2 separate regions of the Homo sapiens genome follow, and region 2 is linked to region 1. Evidence: chromatin loops called from intact Hi-C (ENCODE). Cell type or tissue: dorsolateral prefrontal cortex. All regions are shown on one strand. Each heading gives the region's core, and the rest is flanking DNA. Links, peaks and the distances in the headings are about the cores only. Region 1 overlaps LOC105377123 (a long non-coding RNA gene). Region 2 overlaps PRICKLE2 (prickle planar cell polarity protein 2).

What was found. A loop is a pair of places that touch in the nucleus more often than their neighbours do. Peaks named below come from ENCODE experiments on the same cell type or tissue, not always from the same donor. Only the 100,000 strongest peaks of a DNase experiment are listed, where the experiment ranks them.
Region 2: it touches region 1 in a loop (3-fold over the local background); 5 of 110 quality-filtered maps call a loop at or near these places.

The regions. Positions count from the first base shown.
Region 1 is chr3:64,481,670-64,487,052 of GRCh38, reverse strand. The region is part of intron 3 of LOC105377123 (a long non-coding RNA gene); the gene reads left to right. Among named protein-coding and RNA genes, the nearest start is that of PRICKLE2-DT, 39 kb to the right of the region's middle. In dorsolateral prefrontal cortex, for the core only: CTCF peaks have their summits at 2,256 and 2,466 (motif pointing right); a DNase peak (open chromatin) is centred at 2,442.
Region 2 is chr3:64,177,460-64,182,842 of GRCh38, reverse strand. All of the region lies in intron 2 of PRICKLE2 (prickle planar cell polarity protein 2), which reads left to right. Among named protein-coding and RNA genes, the nearest start is that of PRICKLE2-AS3, 7.4 kb to the left of the region's middle. In dorsolateral prefrontal cortex, for the core only: a CTCF peak has its summit at 3,377 (motif pointing left); no DNase peak of the experiment used is centred there.

The DNA of each region.
Region 1 (5,383 bases), core at 295-5,294:
AATGTTACCTTAACCAGCACAGTAAGGAGGCGGGGCACTGCAAAAGAACGTTGAATGAGATACTCTCTGTGCTGTGTGCGAAAGCTTGGGCAGGCTGTGCAGGAAGTTGGGCTGGGTTCAGATCCTGCCTTGCCATTTCCTGCCTGTGCTATTCTTCCAAAGGCTCTGAGCCAGCAATTTTAAAAGTCTTAAAAGTTGAGACACCCATCATTGCCTGATCACTCTCTTCTGAAGAGGTTCTGGGAGAATCAGACCTAGAAAGTAGGTCAAGGGTTCTTTGATTTCAGCTCTGTTTTAATATTTTTACCTTGGCTACGAGTTTAGAGCAAAATAAAAAAATGCCCTGCGGGAACAGCTTTTCCAGTTCTCCTTTTGCTGCCTCTTTTTTCCTTCCTTCCATATCTTAGGATGAATGTGGATACAGGCAGCCTGAATTCATGGCCAGCTCTGCCATTTTGATGTGTGTGACCTCAGCCAAGTGTCCCGGCCTTTCTAGGTCTCCATTTCCACATGTGTAAATTGAAGAGAATATGACCTTACCTTGCCCGGTTATGTGAATTAAAGATGTAATATTAAAAGATGAGCACACAGGAAGCCCTCGGGGGATATAACAGAAGCAGGACAGGGCTCCCACTTCTATTAGTACTATTACTTCTAACCTTTACTCCCTGATTCGTGCTTCTCTTCAACCCTTCATTCAGTAACCATTTATTGGGTACCTACTATGTCCCAGGGAGTGAACAAGAAGGCAAAGTTTCTGCCCTCTTAAAGTTTGTCTTCTGGCAGAGAGGTAAATGTATTTTAAGTGAACAGAAATAACATAATTGCAAATTGTAATAGATAAAGGAAATAAACAGTTTGCTGAGATAGAGAACAAGGGCTGAGGGGAAGGTGAGACATATGTTGAATGTGACATTCAGGGAAGGTCTCCCTGAGGCGGTTACATTTCTATGAGCCCTGAAGACTGAGAGACAATCAGACAGCAGAAGAGCTAAAGGGGGCACCATCTGAGCAGAGAAAGGCTCTTTCAAAGGTCTTCAGGTGACCACCTGCGGTGGTCAAGAGGCAGATAGGAGGCCAGTGAGTGGTTAGCAGAGGGTGTGAGAGGCCAGGAGCTAGGAACCCAACAGGACTTCTAGATTGATAGGTCTCACCCTGCCTGACAGGCCATGGTACAGAAGGTGAATTTTTAAAATATACATATATAAGTGTAATAAGTCATTTAAACAGGAGTTTCATGGTCCACCTTATATTTTTACAACAGTAGTTCTCAAAGTGTGAACCTCAGCCCAGGAGGGTCACCTGGGAATTTGTGAGGCATGGAAATTCGCAGGTCCACTTCTGGCCTGATGAATCACAGGCTCTGGGAGTGGAACTCAGCGGTCTGTATTTTAACAAGCCCTCCAGGAGATGCTGCTACTGCTGGTCTGAACTGGAAGCTCAGTGATTCTCAATCCTGGATGCACAAAAGAATCATCTAACTTTGGGAGGCCAAAGCAGGTAGATCGCTTGAGGTCAGGAGTTTGAGACCAGCCTGAGCAACATGGTGAAACCCCATCTCTACTAAAAATACAAAAAATTAGCTGGGTGTGGTGGCACACACATAGTCCCAGCTACTTGGGAGGCTGAGGCCAGAGAATCGCTAGAACCTGGGAGGTTGAGGTTGCAGTGAGCCGAGATGGCACCACTACACTCCAGCCTGGGTGACAGAGCAAGACTCTGTCTCGAAAAATAAAAATAAAAAGAATCATCCAGGAGCTTTCATGAGCTACGAATGTTGAGAGACCTTCTACCCACTACCCCTAGATTCTGATTTAATTAGTCAGGGTTTGGCCCCTGGGTGTTGGTAGGTCTTGAATGTTCCCCAAGGCATTCCATAGCTACAGCAGGTAGGACCACAGCTCTAGCTGCTGCGTGAAGAATAGACAACAGGGGGAAGGGAGGAGATGCAAGAAGATCAGGAGGCTAATGCAGTGGTCCAGGTGAGGGATGATGGTGGCAGAGAATATGAAGGGGCTTAGACAGATTTTAAATATATTTCACAGAGAAAAACCCAACAGGACTTTTAGATTGATAGGATATGGGGTGGAGAGGTGGGACTTATATTCAGCATCAGATCGAAGGGAATGCCAGCCATAATAGTAAAGACCCTGTGCTTTTAGATAGCCTGCAGCTAGAAGACCCTGGCAACATAGCCTAACGTTGAGCACAGGGCCCCAAAGAAGTCCATCTTCTCTATCTGCCTGGCAACAAAGAAGATTTCAGCAAACTTAGCAAGATCTAAGCTTATCCTAAGTTCTCAGAGGAGCCACAATGTGAAAGGGACTTTACGAAAAAAAAATCTGAATACTCAGCTAGGATGTTCCTGTTTTACAGCCCAGTCTCCTGGGAACACTCTGGGCACTGGCCCTTCTGGGGAGAACAGGGGACTGGATGGTATATCCAGGAGTGACCAGCAGGTGGCATGCCAGACTCAGAAATGTGTATTGCAGGGAGCAAGGCAACTCTTGCTGTTTGCTGCTTAAACAGAAGAAAAGGATTCACTCCGGAAGTAATACTCATGTGTGCCATGTACTAAATGGCTACTGTGTGCCAGATACTGTGCCAAGTGCTTATGTGTATATTCTCATTTAATCCTCATAGCTCTACAAGGTGAGCTCCACCACTGTACATATATTCAGAGATCTAAGTGGCTTGGGCAATGTCACTGACATGGTCATTGGCAGAACCAGCCTTGGTCCTCTAGCCTGTCTGACCCCATGGCCACTTTTCCTGTCAAAAGGGCCAGGATCCCCAGCGGCTCTTTCTTGTCCACAGTGGTGCTCTCACTCACACTTGGGGGTAATGCCCTTGGAAGGTGGGGCCATCAGAATTATCAAAGCCTTTAAAGTCAAACGCCCTGGGCTTTGCCGCTCACTTGCTGTGCGATGGTAAGAAAGCTACTTGGCCTCTCTATCCTCAGGTTTCCTCATCTCTAAAATGGGGTGAGGCTGGGCCCAATGGCTCACTCTTGTAATCCCAGCACTTTGGGAGGCTGAGGCAGAAGGACTGCTCGAAGCCCGGAGTTCGATACTAGCCTGGGCAACAAAGTGAGACCACGGCGCTACAAAAAAAAAAAAAAAAAAATTAAAATGCGTTGAGACGTGAGGCAGTGAGCTGTGGTGAGATGATCTTATGTAACTGACCCAGAATCTTGCTTGCTTGGCCCAGAGGAGTGCTCAATGAATGGCAGCTTTTCTGCTTAAAATGATTTCACAGGAGGTAGAGACAACTCTGAAAGGTCTAAAACTGTGCTATCCAATGGTGCTCTCTGCAGTGATAGAAATGCTCTATAACTGTGCTGTCCAGCAGCATAGTCATAACCACATGTGGCTATTGAGTGCTTAATACATAGCTAGTGCAACTGAGAGATTGAATTTTAAATTTTACTTAATTACAATAAATGTAAATTTCAATAACCATATGTGGCCAGTGGCTACCGTATTGGACAGTGCAAGTCTAAAATGTGTCTGCGCTCACAGTCTGTGTGTCCTTTACAGCCCCTTGGGTATGAAACAAAATAAGTTATGTTCAACATTTGGATCCTGGCATATAGCAGGCACCCAGTAAATTTGAGTTAGTCAGAAATGGGAGAGAAAGGAAAATCAGTAAGTGAAGCCAAAGCAATGTTTTACATTTAACAAATTGTGTAAAATTGTAGAACTGGACTCTCAGACTTCTCCAGCAAAATCTTCCAGAGTTCAGTAACCATGGGGGACTGACTGGGGCAGGTTGTTAGTTTTTTACCCTTTCAAGCCAGAATTCTCTAAATATTTCTTCAGCCTGTATTCGATGGGGACAGAGAACAAATGTGTTCAAGTGAATAACGTGTGTGTTCAATACAAATTCCTTTCATCTATTCACTGACTAAAGAACACTTCCTCCTTTTCTGTGCCCCCTCTTCAAATTTTTTTTTGCAATTTCACAAATCAGACAACTGCTTAGAAAGTTTATTCTCTCTCTCTCTCTCTCTCTTTTGTTTTGTGTGTTTGTTTTTTGAGACAGGGTCTCACTCTGTTGCCGAGGCTGGAGTGCAATGGTGAGATCTCAGCTCACTGCAGCCTCAACTTTCTGGAGCTCAGATGATCCTCCACCTCATCCTCCCAAGTAGCTGGGACTATAGGCATGTACCACCACACCCAGACTATTTTTGTGTTTTTTCTGTAGAGACAAGGTTTCACATGTTGCCCAGGTGGGTCTCAAGCTTCTGGGACCAAGTTACTTGCTTGTCTTGGCCTCCCAAAGTGCTGGGATTACAGACATGAGCCAGCATGCTGCGCCAAAAGATTTTAAAGGTTCAAAGTATAAATAACAAAACAACTGGCCCCCCAGGAAGCAGCACTATATCATGCATTTCTCACTTCCAAAATTTTATCTATCCAGATTTTGTTTTTAAGTGATGGTCAGTTGGCAATTCTTGCATGTTCCATAGTTGAATCTTGCAGTTTATAAAAGCTAGTGGCAAACATTTTCTCCAGAGGTAGGTCTGCATTGGCTGACACTGCCATTTGCTTCTATCTGAAGATAATTTCTAGTCAATATTGGGACCAATTTGCATTCCACCTGTGGTTTAAGAAAAATCTGAGTTAATAGACATCTTATTTCCAAAGTATCCCAGTGATGTGTAGTGGTCCTTGTGGACTGGCCCCCTGGGCTGCTGGTCCATTTCCTAACCTGGCTCTGACCCAGTTAAGACCAAGCCCCTCTCCTCCAGAGCATCCTGTTCTGGCCACAGGGCGGACATTCTTACCTATACCAGGCAGAACCTTTCTTACCTGTACAGGGCAGAGCCATTCGTTGCTCCTCACCATTCTGAAGACTTGTACTCTATCTGGGTGCCCTAGCTACCAACATGAAGTAGCGGTGATCACAGCTCCTTGAACAAGACCTATGGCTCTGACAACAAACAGCCCCATGAAAGGAGCTGCTTTTGCTTTTTGTATTTTTAACTTTTCCCTTCACTATACCTCAAAGCCCTCTAGGAACATAGAGAATCCTCTGCCAGAATGACATGTTCTTCTGTCTTTTATGGCTCTTAGATTCTTTTTTTTAAATTTTATTATTATAATACTTTAAGTTTTAGGGTACATGTGCATAACGTGCAGGTTTGTTACGTATGTATACATGTGCCATGTTGGTGTGCTGCACCCATTAGCTCGTCATTTAGCGTTAGGTATATCTCCTAATGCTATCCCTCCCACCTGCCCCCACCCCACTAACAGTCCCTGGTGTGTGATGTTCCCCTTCCTGTGTCCATGTGTTCTCATTGTTCAATTCCCACCTATAAGCGAGAACATGCGGTGTTTGGTTTCTTGTCCTTGCAATAGTTTGCTGAGAATGATGG
Region 2 (5,383 bases), core at 298-5,297, 300 kb after region 1:
AAGATACAGAATATATTTATATTCTTAGAGTGGTTATTCGCCATTTCTTAACATCCAGCCACACTGGATCCTTGTCTTAGTCTGTTAGCCACTTGTCTTAGTCTGTTTTGTGCTGCTATAACAGAATACCTGAGACAGTGTAATTTATAAAGACCAGAAATTTATTCTCTCACAATTCCAGAGGCTGAAATGTTCAGGATCAAGGCACCAGCATCTGGTGAGGGCTTTCTTGCTGCATCCTCAGGTGGTGAAAGGCCAAAGGGCAAAAGAGGGAATGTGTCCCCACATGGCAGAAGAACAGAAGAGATGAACCCACTCCAGCAAGTCCTTTTTTTTTTTTTTCTTTCTGAGACAAGGTTTCATTCTGTCACCTAGGCCAGAGTGCAGTGGTGCAATTATAGGTCACTGCAGCTTCAACCTCCCTGCACTCAGATGATCCTCCATCCTCCCACCTCAGCCTCCCAGGTAACTGGGACTGTAGATGCGCACAACCACTCCCAGCTACTTTTTGTATTTTTTGTAGAGACAGGGTTTCACCTTGTTGCCCAGGCTGGTCTCTAACACCCGGACTCAAAGGATCTTCCACCTTGTCCTCCCAGAGTGCTGAGATTACAGGTGTGAGTGACCACAACCACGCCTGGCCACAAGCCCTCTTTATGTCAGCATTAATCTATTCCAAGCAACTTCCAAAAGGTCCCATCTCCCAACACTGTTGCATTGGGGAATAAGTTTCCAACACATGAATTTGGGGGTACAAATTCAGACCATAGGGCCACTCTTCAAGAACTCCAAGCTTCCTCCCACCTCATGCCTTTGCACTTGCTGTGCTTTCCTCCCTCTATCACTTTTAACAAAGCTCCAGTTATTCAGCATTTTTGTCTTCCTTCTTAATAGTGATCTTCTGTGACACACGTTTTAATGCCACATCTTAGATTACCCATGAAAGATTTTTCTTCCCGCCTTGAGTAGCCTGCATCTCAATATACTTCTGAATCAATTCACCAGACCTTGGGTTCATATTCACTCAAGCCAAAGTAAGATATAATTTTGGGTAGTTTCTCTTTAAAACAAAATCATATGAATACTAAGAATTTTAAGATCATTTTATGTCTGTTATTTTTCACACATCTTTGCTCCCTTCACTTAACACATTAACAACGGATTCTGAAACTCCCATTTTCAAAGGTTACTTCCTAAACATGTGGTAGAAAAGTTAAGATTGTTTTTTTTTCTTTTCAATCCATTTTCTGCCTAGTTTCCGAAAGGATCTGGAAGAGCTGTCAGTAGAATAACTAAAACAAGGGGAAAGCATGCTATAGGCAACAAAGAGAAAGGACATAATTATAATAGATAACCAAAACTAAAGGGCACTAGTAGAGTAAGGCAATGTTGTTGGCTAACCACCTAACAGTATCTCCAGTTTTGGATGAAGACTGTGATAGCAAGAGGATGAGCGTTGTTTTAGTCTGGATGTTGGGACTGTCAGGATGCGGAAGGATGCCTGCCAGAACTGCTTTTTTGGGTCTGAGCCTCATTGATGCTGAGTGCTTGTCTCTCACAATTGTTGGCTAACACCTTTTGTTGCTTCTCATGCCACTCCTAGAGCAATCAGAAGACTCTGTCGTGAGCCAGGAAGAGGTACTGTATAAACGGAATTCTATAATCTGTAAAATATAACAAAGTGAATGGCCTGAGACTAATAATTCAGAAGCTATAACTTGCCCAATTATCAGTGGTGATTTATTTCCTAGGTCTTCTCAATGAAAATGCTACACACGAATGAGTTGCCAGATCATTTCATTTGTTATAGATTCTGATTGCTGGGGCCAGCATCTTCCCTGTGATCCTTGATTGTCTTATTAAAAACAGAAGGAAAGTTGCTTATGAAAGGACTTAAATGTAAGTGTAGACACACTGTCTGACTCATTTTCTCCCCATTGATTTTCACCATAATTTCAGAGAATTTACCACAGAAAAACATTTGTTCCCAACACGTAATAAAAATCACTCTCAGCTGGGCGGTGGCTCACACCTGTAATCCTGGTACCTTGGGAGGCCAAGATGGGTGGATCACGTGAGGTCAGGAGTTTGAGACCAGCCTGGCCAACATGGTGAAACCCCGTCTCTACTAAAAACACAAAAATTAGCCGGATGTGGTGGCACATGCCTGTAATCCCAGCTACTCAGGAGGCTGAGGCAGGAGAATTGCTTGGACCCAGGAGGTGGAGGTTGCAGTGAGCAGAGATAGTGCTACTGCACTCCAGCCTAGGTGACAGAGTGAGACTTTATTAAAAAAAAAAATCATTCTCAAATTGTCAAATTTGTAGATACTGAAAGGAAAATGGTGGCTTCCAAGGGCTGAAGGGGAGGAGAATGGGAAGTGAGTGGTTAATGAGTACAGAGTTTCAGTATGGGAAGATAAAAGAAGTTCTGGAGAAGGATCGTGGTAGCAGTTGCACAACTATGTGAATGTATTTAATGCTGCTGAAAAGTGGTAAAAATGCTAAATTTTATATTCTGTATATTTTACCGCAAAATAAATAAACACATACATACATAGATAACTCTCAGGAATTGGAGCAGTCCCTTCAAGGACCACATGGTCTTTGTTGAGGATGAACCTGGGCACATTAACTTCTCTTGCACAGACCAAAGGGGAAACAAATTCACCAAGCCTGAGTTAGTTCCCATAATCCTCATTATATAACATACGCACATAACATTCAAAGTATGCACATTACTCAATAATGCAGTTGATTTCTACCTTCTTTGGAGTTCAAACTGATCCATGTGGCTTTCATGATTAAGCAGCCACTCTGGCCTGTTTAGTATTTAAGGTTTTAGCAGGAATTGCAAGCTTGAAGAATGAACTGTGACTACACTGCTCATTGATTCATCAAATACATAGGACAGAGTGTAATCCTTTGACTAGTTTTGGGAGACAGTGGGGTGGAATGGATAGAGAATGAGCTTTGAAGTCAGACCTAAATTTAAATCCTGGCTCAGCCCTTTACTCCTTGGTGATCAAATGGTTTATAATTTTGTTGATCCCCATTTTTCATGATTCTGTATTTGCAAATGTGCCCACTTGCCAAAATTTATTTGTAACCCCAAAATCAATACTTGCGGCAGCACTTTCATGGTCATTTGCAGACTTTACTTGTACCCTGAAAATCAATATTTGCAGCACTCTCGTGGTCATTAACAGGCATACACTGAGGGATAAAAAATTTGAATTGCCTAATGCATACATGGCCAGCTGAGGTAGAACAGCTAATTCTATGCTTTCTTATTCCAGCTCACAGACTGAATAAACAAGTGGTCTATTTAGGGCCACTTTTTTGCATCCTATGCTTTTTGTTGGTGATTTCACTGTTTAAAATAGCCCCAAGCATAGTGAAGTGCCATCTAGTGTTTCTAAAAGCAAGAAGGCTGTGATGTGCTTTATGGAGAAAATACGTATGTTAGGCCAGGCACGGTGGCTCACACTTGTAATCCCAGAACTTTGGGAGGCTGAGGCAGGCGGATCACCTGAGGTAGTGAGTTCGAGTCCAGCCTGACCAACATGGAGAAACCCCATCTCTACTAAAAATACGAAATTAGCCAGGCATGGTGGTACATGCCTATAATCCCAGCTACTCTGGAGGCTGAGGCAGGAGAATCACTTGAACCCAGGAGGTGGAGGTTGTGGTGAGCCGAGATCGTGCCATTGCATTCCAGCCTGGATGACAAGAGCGAAACTCAGTCTGAAAGAAAGAGACAGAGAGAGAGAGAAAAGAAAAAGAAGAAAGAAAGAAGGAAAGAAAAGAAAGAAAGAAAGAAAGAAAGAAAGAAAGAAAGAAAGAAAGAAAGAAAGAAAGAAAGAAAGAAAGAAAGAAAATATGTATGTTAGATAATCTTCAGTCAGGCATGAGTTATAGTGCTGTTGGGCATGAGTTATAGTGCTGTTGGCCATAAGTTAAATGTTAATGAATCAACAATACATATTAAGTAAGTTGCCCTTAAAAAGAAACACACATGAAACAAGGTTATGGATTAATGGGTTAACGAAAATGTTGGGACCAGAGGCTCACAGGAACCTAACCCCATATTTCTCCTAGGAGGAATGTTTAGTATTCAGAAATTCAGTGTTTGCTGTGATTTTATAGCACATAACTGCCATGAATAAAGAGAATCACTTGTGTTTACCTTTGCAAAATGTAATATCCTGTTTACATAGTACTCTCTTCTTTCCCTGCTGTGGCAGGGATTATGGCTATTTACAAATGGTTGGTTCCTTCTTCTTCCAGGCACAAAGGGGGAATGTACTTTCTCAGTCCGTTTAAAGTTAGGCATGTCCATGAGACTTGCTTTCACCAATGAAACCTGAACAGAAGTCACATGTATCATATCCAGGAAAAAAGCTTTTCACTGCCAGTGTTCAGCTCCAACCATCCTTTTCTCTGCTGCCATCCTCATGGAGGCATATCTCCATATGGAGCCCCCATCACCTGGGTCTCTGCCTACCTATAGGAGGATACAGTGTGAGACAGAAATAAAATCATGGTATAGATAAGGGTTTAAGATACAGAATATATACGGTTCAACAAGAAGACAACTCAGTTAAAAGATGACTGAAGGACTTCAATCAACATCTCTCCAAAGACAATATACGGTCGGCTGATAAGCACATGAAAAGATGTCCAACATCATTAGTCATTAATATAATGCAAATCAAAACCACAATGAGATACTGCTTCAGACCTACTAAGATGGTTATAATTTTAAAAACTGGAAAATAAATGTTGGTAAGGATGTGGAGAAACTGGAATTTCTGTGCATTGCTGGTGACAATGTAAAATGGTGCAGCCACTTTGGAGCACTGTTTGGCAGTTTCTCTAAAAGCTAAACAGAATTACCATATCATCCAGTAATTCCACTCCTAGGTATATATGCAACATAATTGAAAGCAGAGATTCAAACATAATTGTACGCCAACATTCACTGAAGCATTATCCACAGTAGTGAAAAGGTAAAAACAACCCAAATTCCGTCAACAGATAAAAATGGATAAACAAAATGTGGTATATACATGCAGTGAAATAATAGCCACAAGCAAAGTCCTGACACATGCTACAACAGAAATTAGCCTTGGAAACATATTAGGTGAAATAAGCAGACACAAAGGACGAATATTGCATGATTCCACTTATATGAAGTATCTAGACTAGGCAGACTCATAGAGACAGACAGTAAATTAGAGGTTACCAGGGGCTGAGGGGAGGAGAAATGGGGAATTATTATTTATTTGGTGTAGAGTTTCTGTTTAACATGATGAAAAAGTTTTGTGACGAGATAGTGGTGATGATTGCATGATATTGTGAATGTACCCAGTGCCACTGAA